Linked DNA regions of Mus musculus: region 1 is linked to region 2. The links are chromatin loops, found by intact Hi-C in ENCODE. Cell type or tissue: heart. All regions are shown on one strand. Links, peaks and the distances in the headings refer to the core of each region. The heading gives the core; the rest is flanking DNA. Region 1 has its middle 37 kb from the start of Cyp46a1. Region 2 holds the start of Eml1 (echinoderm microtubule associated protein like 1).

Region 1 (15,870 bases), core at 3,739-11,738, 51 kb after region 2:
TGTGCTTGCCTCGCAGGCCCAAAACCCCAAGTTCAAAATCAAGAGCCTTTGTAAATGTGAATGGAGAAAAATGGACTCAGGTTGTTCTCTGACCCCACCCATGAGCTCAAGCACCGGTGGCCACACACACACACACACACACACACACACACACACACCATGTACCTACACACACGCATATCACTTATGCATAAACACACATGATCTGTACCCACATACACAAACACACACACACACACACACACACACGCACACGCACACTATACAAAACATTTTTAAAAGTTGAAAGGCTACATACAGAGGAGCCCTCACCATCCATGGCTGGTGGAAATATGAGCTAGTCCAGCCACTATGAAAATCAGTATAGTCCCTCAAAAAATTAAAAATAGACACACCATCTGATCCAGACATCTCACTCCTGGGGAAGTGGAATCAGCCTGTTTGGGACATCTGCACTCCAGGCAGCGCCGTCAAGACAGCCAAGAGACAGAAGCAGCCTAAGTGTCCATGAACAGACGAATGGATATTTTTGTGCTTTTAAGTGCAAATTCACGTCTGTGGCAGAGCAAGATGGCTTGAAAATTCTCGCCCCTTGCTTTGAATGATTGGCATTTTGAGAGTCATGTGACCTACAACGCACCCGTCTGCTAGCCACGGTTTACACAATGTGCTCTGAGCTTTTCATAATTGAAGTGGATTACTGTAGAGTTACAAAAAATGTTGAAGGGGGGAAACAACAGGGAAATAATTACTACTACTACTACTACTACTACTACTACTACTACTACTCACTCAGACACCCACCCTCTGCCTTCATGTACGTCATGTGACATGCTTTGGCCAATGAGATGCCAGCATAGCTATGCCCATCACTTCTTGTGGGGCCGTATGCTTGGCCATGCTGGTGTCTCTGCTCTCTGGACCCGGGTCGGTATGGAAGTATCCCAATAGATGCTTCTGTGTAAGGGACTGGATCTACCTGGACCAGACTAGAATGAACTTGGCATGAATGAAGACCTTGTACCACTACGAACCACTGCCGTTTGTGTTTTCCACAGCAAACTGAGCATGCGTGGGCTTTCAGTGCCGTCAGTGACACCCAAGAGGCCATTCTCATGAGTGTCAACCTCGAAAGCAAAATGGAAAGAGCAAAGGTGTGAGGCACTGCCTGGGTAGCCACTGATTGGTTAAACCTGCCTCAGCGACTTCCGGTACTTATTTAGACTTCCGGTGCTTATTTAGACTGTATAATCTCAAGAATAAAATAGTCTGGGGTTCAAAATGCTAATAACATTCTTTTAAAAAAATACAATAAATGAACCTGGTGAGATGGCACAGGAGATAAAGGCACTTGCTGTCAAGCTGACGGGCCACAAGGTAGATGAAGGGAACTAGCTCCTTTACATTGTCCCCTGACCATAGGTATGCACATGTGGAAGCATGCACACGCACACGCGCGCGCGCGCGCACACACACACACACACACACACACACACACAGTGAAAAAAATAAAAATACAGAGCCTAGCAAGGTGTCTCAGTGGGTAAATGTGCTTCCTCCAAGCCTGATAAACTGAGTGTAACTCCTGGGACCCACGTGGTGGAAGGAGAGAAACCACTCAGACAAGCTGTCTCCTGAGCACCACACATACATATGGCACACACCCAAACTGTGCACACACATATACATGCAAAATGAATAAACAAGATATAATAAATCCAAACAAATAGAACATCTTGCTCTCTCAACCATGCTCAATTCCACTTGACCCAAGATTCCCATATTGAATATCTAACGGCTCCCCTGTATGCTTGCCCTGGGATTCTTCCCGTAAGCAGGAAGTCCTCGTGGGTTCCGGAGACACTGAAGCAGGGTTCAAGCAAGGAGAATTCATTCATATGTTGCTAAGAGTTAAGATCATGTGTGAGGCCCACACTGAGCCTGTATGAGCCCTACACATGGCGAGGGAGGGCACACGCACGCAGTTATTTGTGGCTAACCTGAGGGATTTGGGACCAGTGAGTGTCAAATACAACACATAACTTACCCGAATCCAGAAGGAGAAAGAGGCCTACGCCAGAACGCAGGATAATGAGGGCGTCAGTTGTCCCCAAACACCCAATACCTCAGCACTCCCACAAGGGGCATGAAACACAGGACAGGCTGGGCTGGCATTCTTCAGGAATACTGCCCAGTGAGATAGCAGGAGGTAGAGGGGTGCTCCAACATGCAGTGCCCCTAGAGCTGCAAATCTCGGGGAAGGGTCCCTGAAGAAGGCAGACCCTCCTCCCGTGTCTGCCAGTAGCCTGGCTTTGAACGGGAGGGACAGAGTGAGATCCCTTAGCACAGTGTTGGGGTGTGGTGGGACCTGTTAGAGAGAGCAAGCGCCCTGAGAACGGTTCACAGGGCCATCGCCGGTCTTTCTTTCTCTCTTGGCCTCAGTTTCCCCCTGCATACTGTGGATACTATAAGCCGAAAGTGTGATATAAATATGATAAAGGACAGCAATGAGAGAACCCATCCAGGACTTCCACCTGTAACTGCTCTCTCCACACCCGACATCTCCCAGGAGGCAGTGCGGTGATGCTCAGGTCAATCCCTTCATGTCAGCTGTATCTTGAGTGTTCACCACAACTGCAGTGATCATTTAAAGAGAGCCACCTCCTCCCTCCTGCCTCTCCCAGACTCCTCATTTATAGGGAAGTGACAGGCATCATTTCATGGGATCCCTACAATGTCCCAATGTCACAGTGTCACCTCCACCTCACAGCTGAAACTAAGAAGTTCTGCTGGATGGAATGGAGGTAGACAGGGAGGAGCAGAGGGAAGGGAAACTGGCATCAGGATGTGATGAATGAGAGAATACAGAAGTGGAGGAGAGGGGCTGGAGAGGTGGCTCTGTGGTTTAGAGCACTGACTGATCTTCTAAAGGTCCTGAGTTCAAATCCCAGCAACCACATGGTGGCTCACAGCCATCCGTAATGAGATCTGATGCCCTCTTCTGATGTGTCTGAAGACAGCTACAGTGTACTTACATATAATAAATAAATAAATCTTAAAAAAAAAAAGGCGGGGAGGAGAAGGGTGACGAAGAGAAGGGGAAGAAGAGGAGGAGAAGGAAGAAGCGGAGGAGGAGGAGGAGGAGGAGGAGGAGGAGGAGGAGGAGGAGGAGGAGGAGGAGGAAAAGAAAGCTGTTGAAGTTCTGCTGGCTCCTCCCCCACCTCTTAACCTCCCGAGTCTTTTTCCAGTGCCTCTGTCCACAGCACATCAAACATTCGGGTCCCTCCTGGTTGCAGTGGCCTCCCTGGCTCCCTTCTACCTATAGAACAAATCCTGATTGCAGTTACCTGACTAGGCAGAGGGACATCAGGAAGCCATGAAACCCAGAAGGCAAGCAGCCTGAATTAGAGCCTCAGGGCCCAGAGACCACCCTCTAAGAACAGTGTCCCAGCCAGCTTTGTGGTTTGCATCTTGAGTGTCCCTTAGAGGGATGTGGCCTAGAAATATTAGGACCCTATCCCCTCCCCCACCCCCACCCCTCTGCTTCCTGTGTTCACACCACAATGTCCTGCCTGCCACAGGCCCAGAGCCACAATTCCAAGTGACCATGTGCTGAGGCCCTACGGTGAAGCCAAAATGGCCCTTTCCTCTTTGTGATGGGTTAGTCTTGGGACTTTGTTACTGTCGCAGAAAGCAGAATAGCAGAGTATTTGGGCATCTCCTCCAGAGATGCTTACCAGGCTCTGACGCGGAGTGTCAATCATCCGGTCAGCGGCCACAGAACCTAGGCTGCTTTGCTGTCTCTCAGCCTTGGGAACACAGAGATCACATCCCTCTCTGCAAAGCCCAACCAACTCTGCTTTTGAAGAAACTCCATTTTGTGGGAGACCAGGGGCTAAACTCCAACTCCAGAAAGAAAACCATGAAGTCCACTTGAGCAAACATCCCAACAGCAGGGTCAAGGTACATAGAGATAACTCGAGACATCCTGCAGAGAATAGATAACCTAGCCATCCTGTTTGTCAGGTGGTTTGCCCCTATGTTCAGTTCCTAAAGATTACTCCAGAAATGTAGTTTTTAAAAGATTATCTTGCTGACCCGTATAGAAATTCCCCAAGCTTGATGTAACTACAATAAATGCCCTGCACCCCTAGACTCAGGCTCTCTCTGACCTGCTGTAATGAGGTTCACGAGAGTCCTTGTTTGAGAACTAATAAAGACTCTTATGTGTTTACATCGCAAATGGCTCCTCGGTTGTCTTTGGGGCCCCTGCAACTTGGACATGACACCTCCTCTTGCTGTTGTGAGCCCAGCTCATGAGTCTTGAGAAGCACAAGGCAGGGAGCTTGGCTCAGATCCTCAGAGTAACCCAGGCTAGCCCAGACAAACTTTTCTACAGCCAGTGGCCTGAAGTTATCTTGAAGGCCTCCTCTATGTCCCAGAGTCACTCCTGGGTCCTCTTTGTCCCTTTCACAGTGTCTGCCTACCCGGAATCCAGGGCAGAGACAGCTGTCAGGTTTGTCCTCCGAGGTCTGCACAGCTGCTCTGGAGTCTTGGGCAGCGTGGATTTGAGGAGTCTCCAGGGAGAAACTCAAGTCAAGCCGGGGTAAGGAAGGAGGTGGAGGCGTCTCAGTGCCTGCTTAGGGACCCCACATGAGGCCTTGGGAGAAAGCAACCGGGTCTCTTGTGGGCCTGGAGGAAGCAGGTGCGTTATGGATGGCGCCTCAGTGTCTTCGGGCCCTAGGCTTGGGGCAAAGCCTCTGAATTGAGGCAGAGAGCCAAGTGCTTCAAGAGATGAGGATCAGGAGACCCTGCGAGGATGTCAGAGCCTTCTTAGAGAATCTCTTGGCAGTGTAGTATGAAGGGAGCTGACCTTGATAGAGCAACCCTCCCCCAACGAGAGTATCCAGAGCAGCCATCTCTCTAGGGACAAGTGGTGTGGCTGCACTGGAATTGGCAGACGCTACATGGAAGGAAACAGAGTCACCCAACAACCAGGTGCACACTCAGCTACTGTCCCCACACACACTCAGCTACTGTCCACCACCACAAACAGAGTCCCCCCCCACATGCTCTCTAACAGGACAAATGTTCACCCATCAGGTAAGTGTCTTGCCCAAGGCCACAGAGCCAGTGAGTGGGAGCAGAGATTTGAACCCTGAGCTGGTTAGACTACTTTCCTTGCTCTCTGATATTGTAGCACCCTGCTCTTAACGCTCAGACTTGCTTGGTTACTTTGTTTCCCCTCCTAAGCACAGAGAAACTGACAGCCCAGAGGCCTGCCAGCTCCTCCTACCGAAAGGGACTGAATGTTGTAAAGAATGTTGGACTGTATGGAATAAGTCACTTTGTATGTCCAGAAGGTGCTAAGTGCAGACCCAATGAGAAATGGGGCATGTCTCTATTTTACCACTGATGAAACTAACGCTTTGTTTGGTGAAGTGGTGCATCCAAGAATCGCTTGCACCCAAGGAGTAGAGCCTAGTCTGAAACACAAGCTTTGAAAAAGCTGTGCCTTCAGTGGGTCGGCAGTTCCTGCTATAAATACAACGCTGACTCCTGGGTAACCTTAAGCCTCCTGTAGGCTTGCCCGCCCAGGCCTAAGGCCATAAATCCCAGAGCCTGCGCCGCCCGCTGTGCTCCCCTCTTGACGGAATTTCCTCCCATGCCCTAACAAGGTACCACATTTTTTTTACAGGCTCCAGATGATTGGAGGCAGTGTTGAGCTACCTAGCAATCTCTGAAAAGAAGGGATGTGGCTGAAGGCAAGATGACACTCCTGGAATAAAGGACCTAACCTGGGTCAAAGACAGACCCAGCACAGAGAATAGGGGTTCTGGGTCCAGCCTCTGCTAGACCCTACAGCAGACGATGACCTTGGGCATGTCATCTGCCTGCTGGACTTCATCTCCCTTGCCTGAACAGTGGAGTCACGTCATTTGCCTCTAGGCAGTAAATGGCACGTCCAAAACACCCAGGACTAGGAAGGTGTCTGGGTATCGTCATTCCATTTTCTGCCCTGTAGCTTATTTATTGCCTGAACTATAAACCCCCTCACACTGCTAACAAAGACTGGCATCATTTTAATGGTGCTACAAGTTTTGGATTCTTTTACTCTTACTGCGTTAAGAAGAACAGAGTCCCTTCGATGGCCCCTTTGAGTGGATTTGCCCAAGGGCTCACAAGCCTCATGAATGTTGAGACTGTTTTTACAGGCCCTGAGACCAGTTAGGGACAACAGGGAGATTCCACTGAGCCTCCTGGATCTGTTGCTGGAGGCAGGCATCCCAGAGAAGCCTGAATGTCTGGAGATGAATTCCAGGAGACTTCTGAACAGAGAGTCTCCTCCGCTGCAGGCTGCAGCCTTAGTCTCGTTTGGTTTTGTTGTTGTTGTTGTTGTTGTTGTTTGGGAAAAGGTCTCTCTCTCTCTCTCTCTTTCCATTTTGCTTTCTGTTGTTTCTGGTTTTTGAGACACAATCTCTCTGTGTACCTCAGGCTGGCCTAAAGCTTGAAATCCTCCTGTCTCAGCCTCCTCAGCAGGACCTGCTTATATTCTCAGATGAGGCTCTGTGTCAGACCCATAGAAGGAAGACAAAGAGCACGGCACTGCATTTTACAGCCATAACGATTCCAAGAGCTTGCGCAGGGTCTCTTGTCAGAGCTGAGCCAGGACAAAGCAAACCAGTACTGACCCCACCCCCAGACAAAGAAGAGAAAAAGAGTATAAGTCCTCTCCTGGCCCCAGGCTTCACATACCATGCACACTCAGTGCCGTACCACGATCCTGGCAGCCTAAATATTGTCTTAGCCTTCCTGAAATACTCTACCTACGGGTGGCTTTACAGACTGCTAAAACTAGGGCTCTGTCCCTGGTGCAGGGAGAGCTATTCCGGGTTTGTGTCAGGTGTGGGGCCAGGCCAGCCAGCGACGGACGCTGGCAGCTCCCCAGGCACTGGTGGCCTCCGCAACCATAGGAGTAAAGCTTGGCGGCCGGCTCTGCTGGCGCCCGGTGGAAGCAGGCGAGGGCAGCCTGCTTTTGTCCATGTCTCCATCCTGACACACAGGCACATACAGAGCCAGGCCCGGAATGTCCGTCAGATACCACAGGGCCTCCCGGGACAGTCTGGCATGCCTGTGAATGCCGAAGAATCACCAAGGTGAGGTTTTAGGATAAAGATTCTATGGGCCAGAGCTGAGCCATGTCTTAACTAAGGACACCAAGGGAAGATGCCCAGGCCATGTTTGCTACTGAGCATCTGCTCACAGTACCTTCTTATCCTGTCTCAGAGGAACCGCTGCACTCATGATACACTGACACCAGCAGACACTTCTGTACATTATCATAATTTTCGCAAACCGCACGGTAGGTGTGTAGCCACATCTGTTCTCATTGCCACCTACAGACACTGAAGCTCAGAGACATAAACCAGTTGCTCAAGACCGTAGCCTGGACCACTTCCCATGGTAAACACTGAGTATGTAGTTCTCAGCTTCTACTATTTCAGGTAGCTAATCCTACACACATCAGGGTATATGGGTAGGAACTGGATTCCGACTGCATCTCCTCCCACCTGTATCCCCAGCCACCTCCATGCAGCCCAGGAGGAATCCTCAGGAGCTGATCAGAACATCCCAGTGGGCTCAGGATCCCGGAAAACCTCCCAGGACCTACGAGATTGTCCCAGCTTAATGCTTACACCCCTTCCGTTGCATATGGTGTCAAAGGTCATACACCCTGCACCCACTCTAAAGCCCAGCCCACAGCTTGATCCCTGAATCCTGTGGTCAGCCCTGCCCCTTCTCCAGGCTGACAGCCCAAGAATTTGTTAGAGGTAGGCTTCCTGCTAAAGCCTACTAGGAAATCAGGGGGTGCGGCCAGGGCTGAGCTTTGAAACTCAAACTGCCTCGCTAGGCTGCAGCTACCAGGAGTCAAGCTAAGAGGAAGGGGTCCCCACTTCACTGCTGCCTGCAGCCCGTGGGGGGCCGGGTGCCCTTGGTGACCGGAGGCCTTGCCTTTGCAACCGGAGCCATGGCCGGTAAATATAGCACTGCCACTCACCAGCTGAGGGGCCCTCGCCGTCCGACATGGTGGGGGAGATGGGCAGCCAGCTGGCCACCAGCCTGCGGGGACACTCAGAGCCCTCAACAGCCGTCACCCACCCAGCCTGGCTTGGGACTGTTCCGTGTCCAGCCCCTAGGCAGTGTCCTGCCTCGCCAGCCTGGCCACCCCCCCATGTTGGGCTGGGCAGATAAGAGCGTGTTCCCCGTGCCAGGAACCTGTGCGATTGGTGGATAAATCTAGGCACTGCCCTCCTCTGCCTGGGGCCTCTCCTCAGCAGCCCCAGAATGTTGCCCGAGAAGCTACTGCACCCCTGGGTGCTGGACCAGTCTCTGGAAACCCAGCTCTGGAGACTATGGAATGCCTTTTCCTCTCTCCTGGTGTCTAGTCCCACCTACTGAGTCAGGACCATTTATGGACATTTAGTGAAGGAGGATCCCAAGGGACGCTGCCAGTGAGTGTGTGCTGGTTCCAAGAGGCACACCGAGCACAGCCACCCAACTTCAGTTCACTCAGCTTTCCAGACAGCCACATCAGGTCCATGTCACAGACAGGGTTAAGTGACCCTGAAGGGAAACCAGCCCTCTAGGGGTGTAACCGGGATCTGGAGCCAGGCTGTCTGTCTCCGAGGCATAGGAAGCTTTGCCTTTGTTTAGCCAAGAGCACCCACATTTCTGGACACACACAGGGTACTTTCTGCTCCACCCATGTTGGGGAGCTGTGTGAAGGAGCTCCCAGCAGGAAGTGAGTAACTTCTGTGCTCACACAGGAAACGTGTGATTGATAGAACACACCGCTACAAGCATTTAGTATGTGCTTGCTGTATGCGTGACTAAGAGTCAACCGAGTCCCCTCCTGGTTCCCAATAGATAGGGGCAGTTCTGCTGTAGGGCCATGGCTCCCAGGGGTATCACCCCAGTGTTGGACTCCCTGTCTTATCCCCCCGCCCCTGGGACCAGGGATCATTCCAGTTGTGAGACCCATGAAGTAAAGCAGCTCAAAGAAAAAAAGGGTCTCAATCAGAGAGAGGGAGAATGCTTTCTTTCTTCTTTAAAGATTTATTTATTTATTTTATGTCTATGAGTACACCGTAGCTGTACAGATGGTTGTGAGCCTTCATGTGGTTGTTGGAAACTGAAAGGACCTCTGCTCGCTTCTGTCAAGCCTGCTCACTCCGGTTGTCCCCACTCTCTCAGGTCAATCCCGCTCGCTCAGTCCCTGCTTGCTCTGGCCCAAAGATTTATTATATTATACATAAGTACACTGTAGCTATCTTTAGTCGCACCAGAAGAGGGTGTCAGATCTCATTACAGGTGGTTGTGAGCCACCATGTGGTGGCTAGGACTTGAACTCAGGACCTTCGGAAGAGCAGTCAGTGCTCTTACACGCTGAGCCATCTCGCCAGCTCCTGGAGAAAGTTTTCATGCTTTCCCATGAAAACATAGAGTTGTTTGGCTCTAGCCTCCATTCCAGGAATGTGAGCCAGAAGGTACAAAGGAAGAAGCGGCAGTCCCCAGCAGGGGATGGCAGGGGTCCCCAGTACAGGCTGAAGGTAACTGCACTGTCCAGGCAGGAAGTATATTTTCCTGCAGAGGAAAGAAATCAAGGCAGGAGAAGCCAGGCGAGCTTCCCAGAGGAGGAGTCAGATACTGATACTGAGGGCCACTGAACCTCAAAAGGAAAAAAAAAACTAGTTCTGGGCCCCCCTGGAAAGTCTTGCACGGGCACTGAGGCCTTTTCTAACTCAGAGGCCACAGAGGGCTGTGATCACAAGGTCTCAAAGGAAGTCCTTTCCAGGAGAAGGGAGGACGGAGGGCTGAAGAGTCACAGCTCCCCTCACCCAGCACTGGCCCACGGGCCAGGAAAAACTAGCAAAGGAATTCAAAACTTCAAAGGCTCCTCTGGCCTGGCCCATGTCGTGTCCTATGCCAGGTCCTTTCCCTTTGTTCTCCTCCTCCTCCTCCTCCTCCTCCTCCTCCTCCTCCTCCCTCTCCTCCTCCTCCCCCTCTTCTTCCCCCTCCTTCTCCCCATCCTCCCCCTCCCCTCTCCTCCTCCCCCCCTCCTCCCCCTCCTCCTCTTACTGTCTTGAGGCATCTCAGGGGTCCACTGCTCCTGCTCCTGAACTCTACCAACCCTGACCTTGCTGTGGTCAGTGCCTGGTCCTTCCTGCGCTTAGCCCTGTTGTGTGGATGGGTAATAAGTTCATCACGGTGGGAAGTGTGCAAACAAAGCTGAACAGCCTGGCTAGAGACATAAAGGAAGTCCAAATGTCAGGCCGGGCTGGAGTCAATGCTGCCGGAGTCCCTTGAGGGTAACTAACTAGCCACCATGTTTGCCTGGCATGTACCCAGTTTTACCCTTGAATGCCCTGCCTGCATCCTGCGAATGTCCTCAGTCCCAGCAACAAATGACCTTACTGTGTCCCTCCCAACTAAGGCTTTAATTCTAAGTGATCAAAGAAGAGGCAAAGCAGAACCCGGGGGACTGTCTCTAGAGCCCTGGGGTCTCCATCTCCTCCTCACCACATCTTCTCCTTCCTCAGCTCAGACCAAAGCATGTAGTGCTTGCAGAATAGGTGCTGTGGAGAAGTCGGAGCTGGGGCAGCCACTACCTTACAGTGGGAGGGGCCCTGCCTTGGGGTGTGGTGGTTTGAATAAGAATGCCCCCAACACCCCCCTGTAGGCTTATCTATTTGAATACTTAGTCCCCACTTGGTGGAACTGTTTGGAAAGGATTAGTAGACTGGCCTTGTTGAAAGGAGGTGTGTCAAGGAGGGTGGGCTCTGAGCTTTCTTAAGCCCACACCATTCCCAGTTTGCTCTCTTGTGCTTGTGCTTGTGGATTAAGACATGAGCTGCCAGCATCTGCTCTAGTGTCCTGCCCGCCTGCCTTCTGCCATGCTCCCTGCCATGATGGTCATGGGCTCTAACCCTCTGCAACCGTGAACCCCAAATTAAATGCTATTTTTATGAGTACTTTGGTCATGGTCATGCTTTTGGCACATGGTGCATCCTAGTGTGATGGCACTTATAGAGGAGGCTCCACAGGGATGCTTACCTACAACCCTGGTGGGCAGACTTCAGGACCAGGGCTGGAGGGAGCCTGGTGGCACATGAACCAGGTCAGATGCCAGCTCTACATGGGCCTCCCAATCACTGGACAAGCCTGGGCCCAGCCTCCATATGCTCTCTGCCACCAGCTGCCAAAGGAAGCTTCTGCCTCCTTCCCTGGAGCCGTCTCTCTGTCTGGCTCTGCATTCCCACCCAGAGGGACAGCCCAGTGTCAGCTCCTGTGTGCAGGCTATTTCCCCTTCCTGACCTTGGCTCCAAGCCCCTTCCTGTTCTCTTTATTGTGAGAACATGTGTTAGGAGAAAAAAAAAAAAAACAACTTGGTTCTCTTGCCTTTGAGGTCAATAGTAACATGCGAGTGAGCCCACTGCATGTATGAGAATCTGTGAGCAGGTGGCTGTGCATGTGTGTATACGTGTGCTTGGTGGTGGGCATGTAGGGTATGTATGTGATGATGTGGATATGTGCTCCCATGGAATCGCGTATACATGTACATACATGTGCCTTACATGTATGGAGTGTGTATATGCATGTAAGGCAAGCACTTGCACATGTTCAATAGGACCTCTACCAGTTCATGCTGAAGTTGACCATGTCTGAGCCCACCAGCTCCCAGGACTCACAAGCACCTGGTGCCAATTTCCACAGTATGGTGGGGGACACAGCATGGTGGCCACTCCCAGGGCTCTAACAAGGCTCTGTGCAGTCTCCTGAGGCTCCAGGCTGGTGCATGTGGAGGGGCTGAGGTCAGGATGGCAGGGCAGGTGGGGCATGTGGTCGAGGGGTATTCTATGAGGGACTGTTCACCAGAATCCTAGGAAATATCAGGGGTAGAGGTGAGCAGGAGGAGGGCCTGGCATGAGAAAGAGCTCATGGCACCTCAAGAGTGGCACGAGATTGGCTGATGGCAAAGTGGAAACTTAAGGATTCTTTGGAAAGTCAGTTGTGTCGGATGGTGTTTTGCTGGGGCAAACATGTGAAAGAGTGTTTTCCTGAAGCAGACACAGGTGAAAGACTAAGGCAGACTCGTGAAGGAACATTTAGCTGAAGCAGACACAGGAGAGAGGATGCTCTGCCAAAGCAAGCCTACGGAAGGTCACGTGATGAAGGAGCCTTTGCTAATGACACACATGTATTGGTCTGCCTTACACTGCGGACGTAGTTGAACTGCATTGCTCAGGACTCCATAGAGAAAAAATGCACCAAAAAACTTCTAGAGGTGTGCCGGCTTTTTTGCCTTTTTGCCGCTTCCTTGGACTGGGGTTGACTGGCAGAGTGATGTCAGCTGAGGCAAGACCCATGGAGGACACGTGATGTTTGGAGGGAAGATATAAAGAACTTGATGGACAGTGATGGAGACAGAGCTTGGCTTGCTTACAGAGCTAGCTGTGTAGTGCTTGTGGGTCTCAAGTCTTCACTGATCTTCACTTCCCTGAGAGGCACAGGCAAGAACTTCTCCTGGTGTTCCTCCAGGTCCCTCCTGCTGACTTGAACCAAGGCTGAGGCCTGGCTGTCTCTGCTGTGTAGGGCCACCACTGCTGATTTGTGTTTGCTATGCTGATTCTACCGAAATGGACTGCTAGTGATTCCATGAAGTGTGGTGAGTGGATCAAGCTGCCGCTGCTGACCTGTAAACCGAACTGCCGATTTCCAGACAACACAGAGGGGAGTTGCTCCAAAGAACCTTTCTAAACAGGTCCACTTCCCACCCACCCCTGTATCCTTTCTTCCTCACTACCTCTGATGGGTGGTGGGCTACAAGGGAGGTTAAAGCATTTAAGAACCTTCATTAAAAATAAAGTTTGAAAAAGTTAAAGTTACAGGTGAGATGAGAGATGTCAGTGGAGTTGTGACCTTTGCACGAGAATAGGGTATAAAGGGTCACACATTTACCAGACATCAGTGGGGTCCAGCCCTAGGCCTGGAGTCTGGGTGACATGATCAGAGAGGATGCCTCCTTCCTATCCTCTTTCCCTCTGCTGGCATTCCCATTCCCATGGGTCATATGCCTGGCCAGGCCTTGGGAGTCCAGGGTCTCCTTTCTAGAAACACACTTCTCCCTTGATTTTGGGTGAGGGAATACACAGCTTCCCTTGGCACCTCAGTGGGTGGGAACTGAAAACCGGCCCATGTCTGCACCGAGCAGTACTTCCTGAGCAGGTGGCCTTGCAGAGGAGGCCTGGCCTCAGTATGTGGGCCAAGCACAGAAGGAAGGCTACTTGCCTAAAGCCTAACCTGGGCGGTGATTACCGCGTGCTCCACCAACTCTAATTCAAACAGACACCTCCTCCAGATAGGATAAGGTCAGACACACCCAGCTGCACACAGCCTGAGACACACACACACACACACACACGAGACGTACAGGGAGACTCACATGCATCTTATATGCAAAGAGGAGACTATGGGAACATACAGAGATACTGTGAGACCCAAGCAGACACAAATGCTTACACACACAAAGGTTCACATACATGGGGTTCATATATATATATATATATATATATATATATACACACACACACACACACACAGTCACAGACACACACACACACACACACACACACACACACACACACACACACTGTGTGCTCCAGCACAGTTCTGGAAATTAATTCTGCACACACCCCGTGCCCACCCCCACCCCAGCTTCCCTGGCCCAGCCCCAAGTACAAGTAAAACACTCCCTGGGTGGCCTCCAGGCTCCAGGCCAGGAGAGAGGCCAAACAGGCCAGGCCGGCTGCTCTAGTGTCCCTGGTGGGAGGAGAGACAACCTGCGGCTCCTCATGTCAAAACCCTCACATCTGCTTTAGGGCCTTAGGAACTCTACCTTGTGGTGAAAACAGAAAGAGGCTCATGGGAAGGCTTCCTGTCCTGGACAAGGCCCCTGGGTGCTGAGGCCCCCACCCTGCCTTGGGCCCTGTGACAGGGAAAGCCCCCTTAAGATGTATCTATAGAACTGGGACCTCCAGCTAGAGTGATGGCTCAGAGGTTAAGAGTACTGACTGCTCTTCCAGAGGTCCTGAGTTCAAATCCCAGCAGTGACTCACAATCATCTGTAATGGGATCCAAAGTCCTCTTCTGGTATGTCTGACAGCTACAGTGTACTCATGTAAAACAAACAAACAAATAAATAAATAGATAAATAAATAAATGGAACTGGGACCTCATGCACATTTGAGGGAAGTTGAACCCAAACATGCCAATGTTGGTGGCTGCCTCTTGAGGCTCCTTAAGAGTGGATCACTCCAGGTCCCAAGCGGAGGGACTACCTCTGCAGGAAGCACGCTAGGAATTGTTGCTGTCAGGGAGAAGGTGAGGGTTCCTATCCACAAGGCTGCCTGTACTAATGCCCCTGCCTGGGGTCTCTCACACAGACACAGGTCCTTGCCCTGGTACTAAGGCCAGCAAAGGTCTTGGCTACAGACTCTGCTCAGGCTAACCCCAGCCACGGACTGAGGAGGGAGTAAAAGCAGAGGTGGGTCCTGGATAGACCCTGGAACCTGGCTGGCTAACTGGAAGGACGTAATCCTCCTGTTGCAGCTCTCCCCGACTCTTACCCATGCCCAGCTCCCCTGGAACAGTCGGGAGCTGAACACAACAAGGTGGGTGCTTCCCAGTGAGCCAGCCCCCAACCTCTTTTTGGACTCCACCTCTGGAGGATTAAAACCCACAGGTCCGTCCGTCCCCCTCCCCCCCCCCCCCCCCGCGCCCCCAGTGAGAAGTCCCAGCATGCCTCCTGTAGAGGTAACCACCCTGGAAAGAGCTGGAAAGACTGGCTATTAAAGGGTCTCAAGTATAGGGGAAGGAGGAATATAAACTGCCTGCCCAAGACCATGAATACTTGAAGCTTCCTGCCAGGGCAGAGCACAGATTTAGAGTCCATGTCCCCCCCACATTCCTGTGTCTGAGTTTACAAGGGAGGAAATTTTCAGAAAAGGTCACCATTGCCTAGAGGCAGGCAGCCAGGGAGATAGCCACCCTCCAGAGTCCCTGGGGAGGGTATCACAGGTAACATGAGATAGCCTGCACCCAGCTTTCTCCCCTTTGTGCATTTCTGATCAGTGATTCCCATCTGTGGTCTGCGAGTTCCACCTGGCTCTGGACATAAGGTTTCCCCTGCCTAGCATCCGACAGTCCAGGTCTATCTCTAGGAGAGGCATTGAAAACCGAGGGCCAGGTTGTTGGCCAGCAAGAGCCTACACTGCTGCCTCCCAAACCCAGGCACCTGGCAGGGTGTGGAAGGCGCAGGGTCTGGTGGCACAGTGAATGAGCAGGCCATGCCAGAGCTGCTCCAGAGTGGCCCCGTGTGGTTCCTCTGAGGACTGCAGGTCTTTAAGCCTGCCTTCCCCTACAAGGAGCAAGCAATAAAGATGCTAATAATGGCCAGCAGGAAGGGATCCCCAGACTTTGCACCACACTCCACCCCATTCATGATCACACCTAACGGCTCCACCAGCCCAGAGAAGGGAGTCCTGTTAGAAGCCCTTCCTTTTGAATGAGGAAACTGAAGTTCAAGCTGCAAAGCCAGTGACAGGTAAGGTCAGGATTTGACCTCTGCTGGACTGAGAGCCCCGCCCCTCGCAGGGAGTGGTTCATGAGGTCGAGGCAGGGCACCAACCCTCCAGGAGCTGGCCGAGGGTCCTCCTGCCCTCTCCCTCTCTCCGATCTTTAGGTTCCAGCACAGAGCTCCGACTCAGGCCTGCAGTGACCGGCCACCAGGTATGAAGGTCCGTGAGTGAG
Region 2 (15,870 bases), core at 4,077-12,076:
CCCCTCCCTCTGACTACAAAGCCCCCTGAAAGAAGTGTCCCATGAGAAGCCCCCAGGCTTGGGTCGTGGTGGGCTGGGCCTTCAGCCATCATATATATTGTAAGCCAGATTGCTCCTGTAAGAGTCGTTATTCAAGGCCAAGAGTTTAAATATTTTCCAAAAAGCTAGCAGAATAAAGAAGGATGACCACCAGCGGCCTAGGAGAACACGGCAAACATATGGTTTTCCACTCCACATGTGTTTTTAAAGAAAGGTAGAGTTCTGAATAAATAAAGCCAGAAGTGTGTCTACCTGGGGTTTTTTTGCAGGTGGAGAATGGGTGTGGGAATGGAGGTGGTAAGGTAGGATCTCACAGCTGAGGCTGTTTGAGCTCGCTGGGTACAGACAATATTAAACTCCTGGATGCCCTACCTTCCACTGGGATTACAGGGAGTGTACACCCACCTTGTACCTGATTCTTTGTTGTTGTTGTTGTTGTTAAAAGCAAATTATTTATCTCTATTTTATGTGCAATGATGTTGTGCCTATATGTATGTATGTGAGCATATATGTGAGAGAATCAGAAGCCCTGGAATTGGAGTTACAGACAGTCAGGAACTGCCATGTGGGTGCCGGGAATTGAACCCTGGTACTCTGGAAGAGCAGCTGGTGCTCTTAACCGTTGAGTGATCTCTCCAGCCTCCTGTACCTGGTTCTTAAATAAGTAATAAATGCTATGCTCTTAGGAAAAAAAAAACAAATAAAAGTCTCCTCCCAAAAATCATTTGTTTAGAGGACATATACTTTGTGCTGACTGAAGTGAAGACTCCCCAGTCTGTATGGAAAGAGCCATGCTCCCAGCAGGATAGGAAATGTGCTTGTCAGATGTCAGGCCATGGGAGGTTTCCATCATCGATGGTCATAAGAGCATATAAGAGGCTTTACCCCCTTTTTATTAGCAATCTTTCTGAAAGCGTTTAGACCATTTCCCCAATACTAGAACCTGCCCTCTTTCTCCTGGCTGATCCAAGATTTTAAAAAGGACAACTAATAGTTCATTAAAGAAAAACTTCTAATTACAAAATAGAGCAGACTGAGTCACTGGAGGGAACGCCTTCAGAACGCGCGAGGCTTGGAGCCGTTTTCTGTGTCCTCAGCAATGCAAATTTTGAGGCTACTAGCTTCAGGGCATGAAGAAACTCCTACAGCAGGTGTTATTTCTCTTTTCTTCGACATACATCCCAACTACTTCTTTTAAATTTAAAAATATGTGTGAAAGGGACTCTCATAATCTCAGAAATAAATTCTATATGATTAGTGATAGCTTTTAAAACACAATTTAGGGTTTTTTCCCCCACTCCAAGCACTTGGCTTGTTTATAATGTCATAAATGCTTGTGGTTACTTATAAAATGGGCTTCTCGCTGGGTGGAGGGCCCGTGCGGCAATTAGGCATCCTCCCATGGGCAGGGCACGCACCCTCACACTCCCACGCAGGCTTTCCCTTTTGATTTGCCACCAGGGACCCTACCCTATCCTTCTAAGTCAGAGCTCTGCCATCGCATGAGAGAGAATGTGTGAAAGTTTAACACGGGCTTGGAGATGCCTCAGTGTCCAGGTGGTTCCTCCGGAGTTCCTAGATCCAGCTAGAACTTTTAAAGTTTTAGTCATTTCGAAAAACTGACCAGAAGTCATAGCTAAGAGACAGCCACCGGTATTACCGACATCAGAAGTGACTAAGATGATTAATAAGGGGGCTGCTGAGATGGCTCAGTTGGTAAAGGTAACTGCCATTAAGCCTGATGACCTGAGCTCAGTTCCCTGAACCCACACAGTGGAAGGAGAGAGTCAGTCTCTGCAAGCTGTCCGCTAGTCTCCATCCACATGCAAGGCAGGCACAAACACTCATGCATATGCGCGCACGCATGCGCGCGCGCACACACACACACACACACCACGTAAATAGAAATGCAATTTAAAATTTTTAAATATTACTATTAAATCACTGTTAATTCTTACAGGAGAAATAAATGGAAATTAAAACAAATTTGTAGTTGGAAGCAGCTCCTCACGCCTTTAACCCCAGCACTCTGAGGCAGAGGCAGGCAGATCTCTGAGTTCGAGGCCAGGCTGGTCTACACAGTGAGTTCCAGAACAGCAAGACCTAAATAGTGGGACCTTAAAACAAACAAACAAACAAACAAACAAATAAAAAACAAATTTCCATTTCAAGGTGAGAGAAAAATAATACCCAGTAGCTGGAAAGACCATCCTACAATGATAATGAAATTCAAGCAGGCAGGTCAAGTAGGGTTGACTGGCCCTGGTCATTAGCAAGAAAAGAAGGCCCTGGCCACCTTGGAAAGGCAGGAGACATACTACTCTGTCCACACAGAGTCCAGAGGGAACCTGACAAGATTTTTCTCAACATCTCCTTCAAAGGGAATAAGGAAAGTAAAGGCTGTGAGCCAGGGCCATACACTTTAAAGCTCTGTGCTGCCTCCAAGCTAACTGGCAGTGAGTGCGGTACAGGTTATATTGGGTTGCCCTTTGAGAGAGCACAGCCTACAAAGGAAATTCCCCCCAAACAAAAACGTTACTAACAGTAAAAAGATAAGGGCAAGAACTTGGCCATAATCAGGTAAAATACAAGACTTTTAGGTAAACTGAGGCAGTGTGGAGTATGACCAGAGAAGGAGTTGATATCATGTCAGACTGGATTGGTAGGGTGACATGCCTGGCTCCACTCAACAACCATGCCAAGATGGCTGCCAAGATGGCTGCCAAGCCTGGTGACCCAGTCTCCCAGGTCCCACGTGGCAGAAGAAGAGAACTTACTCCCCAGAAGAAAAGCTCTGACTTCTATAGGGGCAGCATGGGGCCCCCAACGGCCCCACACAAACAGTTAAAATGTAACTAAAAAATAAACATGCCAGGGCTGGCCAGAGTGGCACAGGCTGGTCCATGTGGTCCCACCACTCAGGATGTAGGGACAGGAGGTTCAGTGTTCTTATTCAGCCTGGGCTCCATCAGAAGACGCTGTTCTCCAAACACACAACAAAAACCAGAAACGCCATGTCTAGATTCCCATCCACCTGTATCGAGTTAAAAAGCAACGCAAAAAGAAGGAAGCAGGTCTAGGTGGCACAAACCAAGATTAAGGGTCTAGAACGTTGCAGAATGAGCAACCCCCTCCCCTCCTCCCCCAGTGTCTATGTTGTCCTGGAACTCACTATGTAGACTAGGCTGACCTTGAACTCACAGAGATTCACCTGCCTCCGTCTCTGCCTCCCATGAGTACTGGGATTAAAAGCACGCCCCACTTTGCCCTGCAAATTGTTTATGTTAACGTTTAATCAAAAGAAGAATCTAGAAGAGGGCTTGTGGGCTTCAAACACAGGCTGATCCACTGACACATGTAGGAGATTAAATCTGATTGTTACAGACCCAGAGAACAAAATGGGGGCCAACTTTTGGCTCCAAACAAGACCGGATGGTCTGAGCTGTACAAAGGAGTAGTGAGGGCATCCATTGTCACAAGAGGTCCAGTGCACCAGGGGCAGGGCAGAGGCAGGACAGGAGGGCTCTCTATTTCAGCTAGAGCAGCTACATCTGTCTGATTCACCTTTGGAGAATCAGCTCAAAGGCCTAAGAAAACAATCAAGGCCATGAGATTACCTGCTGAGCCAAGTGTCTGCCCACTGAACTCCTGGTGAGCCGACAGACAGAAGTTTCTATGGACCTACAACTCTTATTTCCTTCCTATTCTAGTCTCTCTTGGATCTTACTGTTTTATCAGCAAATGTTAGACAAAGAGCTTGATACTTATATCTCAGAAGATTCAGATAGGCTCATTAAAATATAAACCCAGTGTTAACACATAACATAGAAATTCCATTCCTAATTAGCTGCCCAAGAGAAAATAAGGATGTACGTCCACACAGAAGTGAGCATTTTGGTATAGCATTATTCATAACAGGGAAAAATATTTTAATGAAGCCCATTATTGTGCATACTTAATATATGACGATTAAAAACATCTTTGGGGGCTGGAGAGATGGCTTAGTGGTTAAGCGCGTGTACTTGCAGAGGGCCTAAGTTTGAGTCCCAGCATTTAGGTCCAACAGCTCAGAAACATGCAAAAATCCAGACGCAAGGGATCTGACACCTCTGGCTTTCACAAACACCTGAATTCATATCACATAACCCTCCACAGAAATGCACATATGCAAAATTAAAACACGTCTTTTATAAAAACATATATTATATATTTTAATATCCAGATTGCATAGAGAATTAATGGTTGTCAGGGGCTAGGGTACTAATTGCTAATGGTTACTATGAATACTTTTTGGTGTGGTAAAAATATTTGTTTCCCAGAACTATAAAAATCAATTAATAAAAATAAAATAATGGCCTTTAATCCCAGCACTCGGGAGGCAAAGGCAGGCGGATTTCTGAGTTCGAGGTCAGCCTGGTCTACAAAGTGAGTTCCAGGTCAGCCAGGGCTATACAGAGAAACCCTGTCTCAAAAAACAAAAAACAAAAAACAAAAACAAAACAAAATAAATAAATAAATAAAATAAAATAATGGTTGGTGAGATGGCTCACTGGGTAAAAGTGCTTGCCCCAAGACTGAGACCCTGTGCTTCATCCCTGGTGTCCACATGGTGGAAGGAGAGAGCCTGTTCTCTCAAGTTGTATTCTGGCCTGAGCACACGTGTACATGCTAGGGCCCACTTTCCAGAACTGTTTTCATTATAACATTAAGAAGCAGTGTGTGGGGCTAAGGAGATGGCTCAGCGGGTAAACCGTGCAAGCACTAGGACCTGCGTTTGAATCCCCAGCACCCACTATAAAAGTCAGGTGCAATGACACATACCTGTACCCCAGAGTTGGGGGGCAGGAGATTGCTGGCCAGCTATTCTAACCAAAACAGCCAGCCTCGGATTCAGTAAGAAAGGCCTTCTCTCAAAAGTGAGGCAGAGAGTGATAGACACCAGATGCCAACCTCTGCCCTTCACATGCATACGCAGAGATGCATGCACCTGCCTCCATTTGTGCATGCACACGTACACACACCACTCCCCATACACACACACACACACACACCTGCACCCATATGTGCATACACATATACACCACTCCCTCATATACACATACATATATATACATGCACACATATATGCATACACATACCTGCATACACAGCACTGCCCCACACACCACAGACACACACACACACACCTGCACCCATATGTGCATACACACACCACTCCCCCATACATGCACATACATTCACATGCATCCATATATGCGAATACACACACATACACACACACACACACACACACACACACGTGTTTGAGATTCCCAGATCACTTAACAAATTCTAAATATTTAGAAGAAAAAAATGTACAAGATTTCTACTTAAACGAGTGAACAGACTCCTAAATGATGTGCATGGACAGCCTTTTTAGGAGCCTGGAGGCTTCTGAACTTCCTTGTTGGCAGCCAGTAAAGACCAAGTACCCGGGGAACAACAGGAAACAGTTGAGAGGCAAGATTAGAAATCTCATTGCTAAGGGGAGCATCTCTCACTGATGTGTCTCCCACCTGCACTTTGTCCTGTGACATCCATTCGCTGTGTGCTGCCTCTCCTGAAGATGACACAGTACAGCTAAGATTTTTGAGTCCCTGTCACTTTGAAAAGCATGAGGTGAACTGGACATAGGAAAATGTGTGAGTTCACGTATTACCCTGCTGGGACCCGGCCATTGGGATGCAAATCTCTACTTTAAAAGGCAAAGGACCCTCTTCCCCATGCCCCTAGTGAAATTCTCAATGTTTCATTTAGTTCTTTTTGAGATGGCATCTCTGTGACCCGCTGCTTCAACCGAATCATTGTCATTGTAATTAACTGAATGGTATTCATTTATATTTTTACTTCATGAAAGCCTGCTGACTAATTTCACAGCAACACATTTGTTTCCTACGACATCTCTAGATAACAGCCATGTCTATCCCCCAAAGTCTCTTTGGTTTTAAACTTTCATCATTAAGGTAACCCCAGAAAATAAATACCGCAGAGCTAACTCTTCAAGGGAAGCACATTCAACAGCTGTTTGTGTGGTTTTAAAGCACCATTCTTGTTCTATTTTAGAGCTATTTGTTCTTCAATTTGTCACCTCTCTAGCATGTTAAGAGCTGGTTTTCAGCTTCCTTCCCACATCTTCATTACCAGCCAAATATCATACCAGTATCTCTAAACTGGCAATTGATAGAAGGCAAGACACCAAAACACTCACAAATAAAACAACTGTATGACTGAGCTACCAAAGAACCTGGGTGTCCTCCCCTGAAGAGCTGCCCCAATTAAAAAACAAAACAAAACAAAAAGTGCCCATTTTCATACTCAAAGTCAAACTGTCAATAATATGCCCACATACAGGTACATAAAGGTTTTGTGCCTGGCTATCATTCCTTTTTTTGAGCTTCATGCCTCTCACAACCAACACAATGAGAATCCACCAGAACTATGCTAAAGGTTGTACCTACCTTGGACAGCAAAAGTAACTGTTCAGACGTGATTGATTATCAGCCAATTAAGGAAACTATTCAAAGTGCTAATTGAAGAATCTAGACAACCTACCCGGGAGCAAAAAGATTCCCATGAGTCTACACTGTAAAGTATCCCAGTGATCGGCGGAATACCAAATACAGTCTATCTGCCCCACATGAAAATCATAAGCTGAAAAACCCAAGTACGTGTATACATATAGTCATTAAAAGAAAAAGTCAAATTCCACCAAAGAAAAATAGTATATTGAGTGAATCAACACATTTGTTCCTCTTAATGCTCTCGTTTGCAAACAGGTGGTACTAAACAAGAAATGTTTCCCTAGATGACAATTACAACTGCAATGTAATTTTTCTCCAGTTGTTCAAGGGTCTGGGATTGAAATTTATCCTGACTGCACTCGAGAAAATTCTGTAAAATCCACATTTCACCCTTTAACAAACTTCTGATAAAGCAATAACTCCCAACATGCAAAAAAAAAAAAGTGTGGTAAACTTTTGTGCATGAATTATCGCACATCATGTTCTGATAAAATATGCAGAGCGCGGTGAAAAATCTTTCCCAACCCTGCTACAGAGACTATAAAATCTTTACAGCATGTATGATTCTATATATTTTTAAGATGCCATATTGGTAGCGCGGTGGTCTCCTCCCTGTAAAACCTGCCACACACATAGTCACATATAGGGAAAAACAAATCTATGATGCCGTAAACAAAATAAATAAGGTCTAACACTTTTAAGCCAGGTCCACCCAGGCTCTGGAGCACATTAAACCGTGATGATTCCATCCAAGTGACCCCAAAAGGATTCTGGAGGTCCATCTGCAGCCAGCCCTGCGTGCATCCTGCAAAGGTTTTGTTCCAGCAGTGATTTGTTTGCTGAGTTCTGCATCCAGCACCGTCCAAACAGATGTGAGTTTGGAAGCGAAAGAGCAACACGTCCCCGGAACGCCGAGGTTGCCCGGGCCTCCCGGCTCCGGGGCTCCCGGGCTCTCGCGCGCGCTTTCCGCCGCTGCATCCGCTGGGGCTCTGGGAACCACAGATCCGCCCTCGCCCGGAGCCTGGGGTGGGCATGGGGGATCCCGGGAGCCCGCAGCCGGGGAGAAGCGCGGCCCCGCGGCCCCAGCACAATGCGCCGGCGGGAACCAGAGCGACTTGGCGCGGCCTCGCCCGCGGCCCGGCCTGGCCCTCGCCACTCGGTCCCCGTGCCCCTGTCCTCCCGCCCACGCTCACCGTTGCAGAACTGCAGCAGCGAGGACGTGTCGTACAGGCTGCTATAGCTGGAGAAGCCGTCCTCCATGCTGAGGCCGGGCCGCGCCCGCTCCGGCCGCGCTCACCCACACACTGCGCCCTGCCGAGCCGCCGCGGCGCTGGCGCTGGGGCCGGCCCTGCTGTGGCTGCCGCCGGTCACCATGGCAACCCGGGCCCGCCGCCGCCGCTGCCGCCGCCGCCGCCGAAAACGAGCACCCGGCACCCGCGCTGCCCGCGAGGGGGCGGCCTCGGTGGCATGGTCCGGAGGAGACGTGGCGGGCGGGGCGCAGAGCTGGGCGAGCCTGGGTCCCCGCCCTGGTCCCCTCCCTGGTCCTTGCTCCTATGATCTACAGGCAGAATGCTACGGGGTGGGGGTGGGGGTAGAGGGATAAAGGGAGAGAAAGCAAGGGACGCTTACAGCCCGTTCCCGGACCCCAGGGACCCTCTTGCCCACCCTTTCTCCCCCTCGAGCTGTCCCCCCCCCCCGGGACCCCGGACAACTGCTGCTCTAAACTTGGACCACGGTGGCGCTTGCTATCAGCATAGCGCCTCCCACCGGGCCACTTCCAGCAAGGCGTATCCCCTGGTCTGCGTGTTCTCCAGCTCAGGGCTTGTAACTCCACAAGAACCCATGTCCCTACCCCAAGAGGGGACCAAGGATGCAGAAAGAGATTATCTCATTCCCCTTCCTCTGTGACCAACTCGTATGACGCTGTCACTTTAGACTAAATTGTTACAGACCCATAGATCTAGGTTCACCATCAGGCAGAGAATGTCAGCTTAGGAATATTGTAAAAAGCAAACCCAAGAGTCAGTAGCACACCCAGCCTATATATACAAGCGCCAGCTAGGTTAACGATCTGAGCCTTACTCCCCATGGCTAGAAATAAAGATAATGCCAAGTGACAATCGAGAAAGCTAGAGAGAAAGGAATGCTTGAGCCGAAGGTGGGTTCTGTCCACTAGAGGTAAAATTCTGAAGTTTTCGGTATTAACTTCCAGACCTTGAATACAATAGTCACATAATAATAATGGACTAGAAAGTTATCAAGAAAACTTTCAGACCTCTCCGGGGCTCTGGGGTCTCTCACACTTCATTAGAGGACAAGGCTAGGGATGGGATCTGTCACTCTGGTCCTCAAAGATGTAGGCAGAAGAGATGTCATGCCTGGTCTCTGTCCTAGCTAAGGAGACCACACTTAGAAAACAAGGCTTTTGGTGGAAAATATGTTGTGGGTGGAGACGGAAGGGCTCCAGATGCTGCTAATTCAACTGTTACCAGGTGGGTGAAGGAGAGCTATGCTGGCAATGGTGCAAGAAAGAGGAGCGAGCCTGCTATCAGGCTCGGAGCTCTGACCTGACCTGAATGAGGGGCTCATGTTGCAGACATGTGGGGAAAGAGATTGGGCTGAGGGAAAGGGTCTAGACAAGAAGCCTGGAGGGAGGAGAACAAGACAGACTCTGGAGATGGAAGGACAAAAGAAAGACTCAGGCATCGGTGGATGGGTGGGTTAGAGGGCTGAGGTTGGGTGTGACCTGGACAGCCAGAGTCAGCACTTGTTATCAAACAACCCAGTGTGTTGTCAGTGCTCTAGAGACAAGACACCAAGAGCCCAGCTGATCAGAAGGAGGAAGGATGGAGGATGGGCTGTGGGGAGATCACTGTAAGACAGGCCCAGAAGGATGAGGAAGGTCAAGTCAGGGCAGCAAATCTTCCATTAGGACTCTGGCAGTTGTAGTGACAAGAACTGGGAGACCCTGGCAAAGGGATCATAGTGAACCATGGTTGAAAGAAGAAAGTAAAAAGTTGGCGAGGTGTTGGTATCGGAGCGATGGCAAGGCAGAGAATTTGGAAAGAGCAGCCAGGAAGCCAGCAGCTCCGAAGAGGAAATGGCCTCAGGAAGCCGCCAGCACAGAACTTCCAGGAGGTTGGCACTGTCATACCTTCTCTGTAGAGCAGCATCTCTACAGAGGACCAGGCTAGAGAAAACCCCACGTGCATGATGGTGGCAGAGGCCTCCAGGGGACCTGCAGCATTGTGGAGAGACAATGTAGTTGGGAAGTGGATTCCTGGATGCTGCAGGTAAAGACTGGGGGCATTCATGGTCCGTGGGCAGGAAAGAAAAATGAGACCAAGGAGGGTTGGCAAGCAGGTGCAGTCAAGAGTCCTCGCTGTCCCCTACCTGGCACCTGTGGCTCCTCTGCATCTGTAAGGGAGCTAGTTTCCGAAGGGACAGATTTAATGCCAGTGTGCACTCACTCTGAGCCCTCTTCATTTCCCCTGCTCCCCTCCTAACCTTTATGCTCTCTCCTCGATACTTTGCAGAAATACTTGAGGACATGCTGGATAGCTGGAATAAAGAGCTGAGCTGTGGGCCCGGAAAGTGAAGTAAGAACCTGCTGCCCAAGCGTGAGGCCCCGAGTGGAATGCCCAGGGCCAGAGCAAACTAGGTGTGGTAGCTCCCACTGGCAGTCCTGGCATCCCCATAGTAAGATGGGGCACAGACACGGGAAAGTGTGAGTTATGGGCCAGCTAGCCCGGCATGTTCAGTGCTAAACAACGAAAAGAAGCTGTGGCTCAGCCTTTAATCCTAGCACTCAGGAGGCAGAGGCCATTGAGTCTCTGAGTTCAAGGCCAGGCTAGTACTCTACAGAACAAGTTCTAGGATGGCCAGGGCTACACAGAGAACCCTGTCTCAACAAAACAAAATAAACAAAACAACAGCAACAATAAAAGATAGGAAGGAAGGAGGGAGGGAGGGAAGGAAGGAAGGAAGGAAGGAAGGAAGGAAGGAAGGAAGGAAAAAGAAAGAAAAAATCTCAAAGAAAGTAAAATTGGGAACTGAGACTCCAGGTTGTCCTCCGACCTCTGTAGCACACCACCGCAGGTGCATGCCTGAGCAGAGCACGCCCAGTTCACTGCTAACCACAGCAAGAGATTTTCTTACAGGATATTATTTCCAAGGGAGTGAAATTACAAATAACAGTTCATTCAGAGCCCAGGCCACTTGCTCCTGGGGCAGTAAAGACCATGATTACACTTTTAACCTTGGGGATTAAACAGTCCTGGTTTCCCACAATTATAAAATTTGGGTAAAAAAAAAAAGCAAAATTTAGAATAATTAGAAGGCTATACATTTAAGTCAATTAGGTATAATTTACATAGCATTATAAAAAGGATCTAAGATGTTCAAGGAAAGAAAATCTCTTAAAGGCTTAATTGATAATGTGTGATTTTTTTTGTGCCCAAACATTTTAACAGACTATTATTCCACGTCACTTTGAGATAATTTGTGACCTGAGCCCAGAAAATGTTGTCATTGTAATTAATGAGGTAGACTTTATAGGACAATGTAACCACAGTGCTCAGTGGGATAAATACCAGCATTTGTGTAATGTGTGAAAGAGAGAGAGAAAGAAAGAAAGGAAAAATGGGTGTTTTGTAGCCTTTATTCATAGAGAAACAATAAGAAAAATATCACCCAGAAATGTGAGGCTGTGTTACCTATTGTTTCATTCAACATTCTCCAAAAATATCTGCCCAGTGCCAGGCACCACACTCAGGGCTGGGAATGAATGAAGCACAGAGTACACAATGCTGTTGGGGGAGGAGGAGGGAGAGGAGGAGGGGAGGAAAGGGGAAGAAGAAGAAGAAACAGAAATTTCACTTTTGTTAATATGGTTAGAAGAATTGAAAGTAGAGATTTTTGTATAGCCACATGCATGCAGTTTTATGTATATCCAACAGGCAAGACAGCATTATGCATATCCACATGCATGTTAGCATCATGTATATCCACATATATGTAGTGTTATGTATACCCACATGTATGCCAGCATCATGTATATCCACACACATGCCAGCGTCATGTATATCACATGTGTGTCAGCGTTAGGTAGAGCCAGAAGGTGGGGATAACCTAAGTCTGCATAAAGTCCAGTGACGGACTGGATAAACAAAATGTGAGCTATCACGGGCTGGAGTATGATTTAAACTTTAAAAGGAAAGGACTTCTGACACCTGCTGCTGCATGGTTGAACTTTGAGAACATTATGCTGAGTGACTAAGCCAATCCCAAAGGATTAAATACTATAGGTTCTACTTGCATGACCTTCCTAGAGTAGTCAGGATCGAAGATGGAGCAGAAATGACAGATGGACACTGGGATGTGAGACTTAGGAAGCTGCTGCTTGCTGGGGTCACAGTCACAGTTTGGAATGATGAAAGTGTTCTAGCGGACTGAAGATGTGGTGTGGCAGTAAAGTGTGCTTGCTAAGCAAGCCTGAGGCCTGGGCTTCAGATCCCAGCAACAAATCAGAAACTAGGTGTGGTCCCATGCATGCCTGAAACCCCAGCAGTGAAGGAGATGGAGGCAAGAGGATGCTGAGCCTTAACATCTGCCAATGTAGCTGGAAAAACAAACAAAAACAACTGTGAGCTCCAGGCTCACAGAGACATCTTACCTTAAAGGAACAAGGCCCAGGGATGCCCAATTCCCTCCTCCGACCTCCATACAGACACATAAGCATATTCACACCCATGTGTACACACACACATACGAGAGAGAGAGAGAGAAAGAGAGAGAGAGAGAGAGAGAGAGAGAGAGAGAGAGAGAGAGAGAGAGGAAGAATACTGGCTGGTGTTGTGTGTCAGCTTGACAAAGGCTGGAGTTATCACAGAGCAAGGAACTTCAGTTTGGGAAATGCCTCCACAAGATCCAGCTGTAAGGCATTTTCTCAATTAGTGATCAAGGGGGAAGGGCCCATCGTGGGTGGTGCCATCCCTGGGCTGGTAGTCTTGGGTTCAATAAGAGAGCAAGCCAGGGGAAGCAAGCCAGTAAAGAACATCCCTTCATAGCCTCTGCATCAGCTCCTGCTTCCTGACCTGCTTGAGTTCCAGTCCTGACTTCCTTTGGTGATGAACAGCAATGTAGGAAGTGTAAGCTGAATAAACCCTTTCCTTCCCAACCTGCTTCTTGGTCATGATGTTTGTTCAGGAATAGAAACCCTGACTAAGACAGGAGGTATTTGGACATGAAGACAGAATACAGCATCTACAGGTAGCGCGGAGTTCCTCCCACATCCCTCAGAGGAGGCAGCCTTCTAATCTCTAGAATCACAGACAATAGAGCTAAAGTCACCCAGTGTGTGGCATTTGTCATAGAAGTCCTATCAAACAGACACACAGTCATCAGAGAATCTCAATGCCAAGGACTGGTTAGTTTGCAGACTCCACTCCCAGGCCTGGTATTAAAATATAAAATATGGAGTGTGGTGGGCCACAGCTATAATGACAGCACTTTGGAGGCTGAGGGACAGATGACTACAAGTTTGAAGTCAGTCTGGGCCACCTAGTGAGATCCTGGCTCAGAAATGGCATCTGATATACACAATACAATGTAAGTAAATGTATATTATACCCACGCATGATAAACGCTCTGTAAAATGAAAAACAGAGTGATTCTTAGCATCAATAGGGAGCATTACACTGTGGCTTCCTGCCTGCCTGACAATGCAACTGTCTGTTCCACAGCATCCCTGACACAGGGACACTCAGCCCCTCCCAAAACTGAAGAATCCCAGTGACTAAATAGATTTCTTTTTTCAATCCTAGATACCCTTGCCAAAAGAAAAAAAAAATGATCCTTTTAGGCTAGTTTATTCTGTCTGCCTGCGACATGCCTGAAGCTTCCAAGTGTGCAGAAATATCACAATATACCCTGTGTGGTGATCTGCCCTGTTGGTGCCGTTGCTCCAGGACTGAGACAAAGAGAGTTAACTCATGCCATTTCATCCTGTCACCCACCATTACATGGGGACATAGACTTTGTGTCCCTGCCTCAAAGGTCGGTGTTAGCATCTACGATACCCGGCCATACCATGTTAGCTACAAGTCCTGATCACAGCTTTCAGTCACGCCATACCTTGAGCACTCTGGATCAGACCAGCAAGCTCTCCCTGTCCTTAGTGCCCGTCTTCCTTTCCCATCAGCAACAAGGCTGCCCCAGCAGCAGCTCCCTGGTGGGAATCCCCATGCATATCCCCTGCCTATCCCCTGCAATTGCATACATATCTCTGACGTCGGTACCCTCCTCTCCTGGAGTATGTGCTTCTAAGGTTCACCACGACACAGTGTTACGTGAAATAGACCATCTGTAACTACCGATGAGTGAAGGAAGGAATGACTCCTCCAGGGAAAAAACAGTTTCCCATCATACACAATACACTCCCAAATGTGGACGAGAGGATGCATATCCCAGGATAACATTCTCCATTTGGGTACCTAGATACGTAGCATGGTCCATAGCTTCTAGACTCCTTACCTGAAGAGAGGCCCATCCCTAACACATGAGAACCTCTCTAGCAGTGTGGCTATCCTTAGCACCCAGGATACCGTGTCCTTATTGATGCACCTAAGATTCTCATTGACTTTATTATTGATATTGATGGTGGTGGTGGTGATGATGATATAGCCAAGGGGTGAATGTAGGCCCATGGTCAATCATAAACCTATCAGTCTTTTTCAAACAACTGATGTCAGATTTTCTCCATCCGGTGCTGAACTAATTGATTCCATTTTTCTCTAAAGACGGGATTAATCTTTATTCCTGCTACATGTCATGTTATTGGTTTCCACCCATCATTTTAGCCCAACTAAAACCTCTTCAACTCTCAGATCTGGCATTTGACCCACAGCTCTGTGACAGGAAGTGAGTATAGAGTGAGAAGTCCCCAGTGTCCCCTTCATCCTTGTTCCCCATAAGCCTGCTAGCAGAGCCTCTGGGGGAAGGGAGAGCCCTGCTCAGACTTCTGGGGAGGCCTCCCAGAGGTAGCCCTAGGTTTGTCCAACAAAAGATAAAGTTGCCCTGGCTGTCTCCTCAGCCATCTTAGTCCTCTGAACCAGCCCTGTTGATCTAGTCCCATGCAGAGAGGGAACGGATCGTCGGCTGTTAATGACAACCATTCTGCCAAGCATTTCCACGCTAGCTCTTCGCAGATCGGTTGAAAGCTTTTCTCAGCACCAATATTAATATGAAATGTATCATTGTATTTTCCATAATCCAACTTTCCCTCCTTTTGGGGGAGGGGGATGACGACCCTCTCTCTCTCTTTCCAGTTTTCCGTAATTCCATCTGGCTAAATTAAGGATTGTCAAAAGCCAGAGACTGTGTTCCCAGTAACTGAGCGACTCTCCACAGCTCTCTCCTCTTGTGAGTGCTTGTGAGATGTTTCTGCTATCTCTTCTCTTTGGGATGTTCATCCTTAGTGGAGAAAAAAAGACCCAGAGAGCCAAGTCCTAAATATGCAGGCCAGGATTCTGGGTCCTTGGTGACTCCCATCCTGAGTTCAAATGTCCTGGCTCTTTATCTCTCTCTCAGTTCATTGTAGGAAGGTGGCTTCTGCATTCCTATGAATTTCAGGGTCAGGAGTCAGAGACGCACCAACCAAGACACAGACCATCTTTCCTACAAACGTCTCAACCTCACAGCCCCGTTACAGAAAGGCTGACCCGTTACATTCCCACAGATAATAATTGTTCATCGACTGTTTACTCAAAGATGTTCTTAGCAATTTGCATCCAATCAAATGAGCTCGCACGTTCTGAAGTATCTGAGGTGAATTGGAAAACGGAAGGCAATTTGCAGCTGGTTTTCTTTTTTTTTTAAGATTTATTTTTATTTTTAAGTACGTGTACATGTGTGCATCTGTGTGTGCTTTGTGCACAGGAATGCAGATGCCGGCACAAGACAGAAGAGGGTGTCGTGTACCCTGGAGTTGGTGCTGGGTACTGAACTTGGGTCCGCTGCAAGGGTAGTATGCACTTTTAACTGCTGAGCCATCTAAAGTAGGTCTTCTTTTTTTTTTTTTTTTTTTTTTTAACTATGCCATCACATTGAGAAATCCTGGGCCTGTAAACATCTAAATATCCCACATACAATAACGTAGGCACCATGGGACATTGTACATGAACTTCAACTTACACTGTCTCAAAGGGACAAGTTCATCTTGAGACTATTTAGTTGTCTGCTCCGTTGTGTTGCCTGTAGGCTCCACGGCAGT

The links. A loop is a pair of places that touch in the nucleus more often than their neighbours do. Peaks named below come from ENCODE experiments on the same cell type or tissue, not always from the same donor. Only the 100,000 strongest peaks of a DNase experiment are listed, where the experiment ranks them.
Region 1: a loop joins it to region 2, with 4 times the contacts of the local background. A loop is called at or near these places in 19 of 42 quality-filtered maps.

What each region holds. Positions count from the first base shown.
Region 1 is chr12:108,363,542-108,379,411 of GRCm38, reverse strand. It overlaps a transcript of Eml1 not described here. Among named protein-coding and RNA genes, the nearest start is that of Cyp46a1, 37 kb to the right of the region's middle. In heart, for the core only: a CTCF peak has its summit at 8,646; DNase peaks (open chromatin) are centred at 6,961, 8,401, 8,531, 11,251 and 2 weaker places; H3K4me3 peaks cover 1,489 bases; H3K27ac peaks cover 6,334 bases.
Region 2 is chr12:108,415,184-108,431,053 of GRCm38, reverse strand. It overlaps Eml1 (echinoderm microtubule associated protein like 1), which reads right to left and starts at 8,238. Exons shown (of 22, transcript NM_001043335.1): 1 at 7,793-8,238. The coding sequence starts at 7,859. In heart, for the core only: CTCF peaks have their summits at 8,065 (motif pointing right) and 8,344; DNase peaks (open chromatin) are centred at 8,003 and 8,363; H3K4me3 peaks cover 1,888 bases; H3K27ac peaks cover 1,365 bases.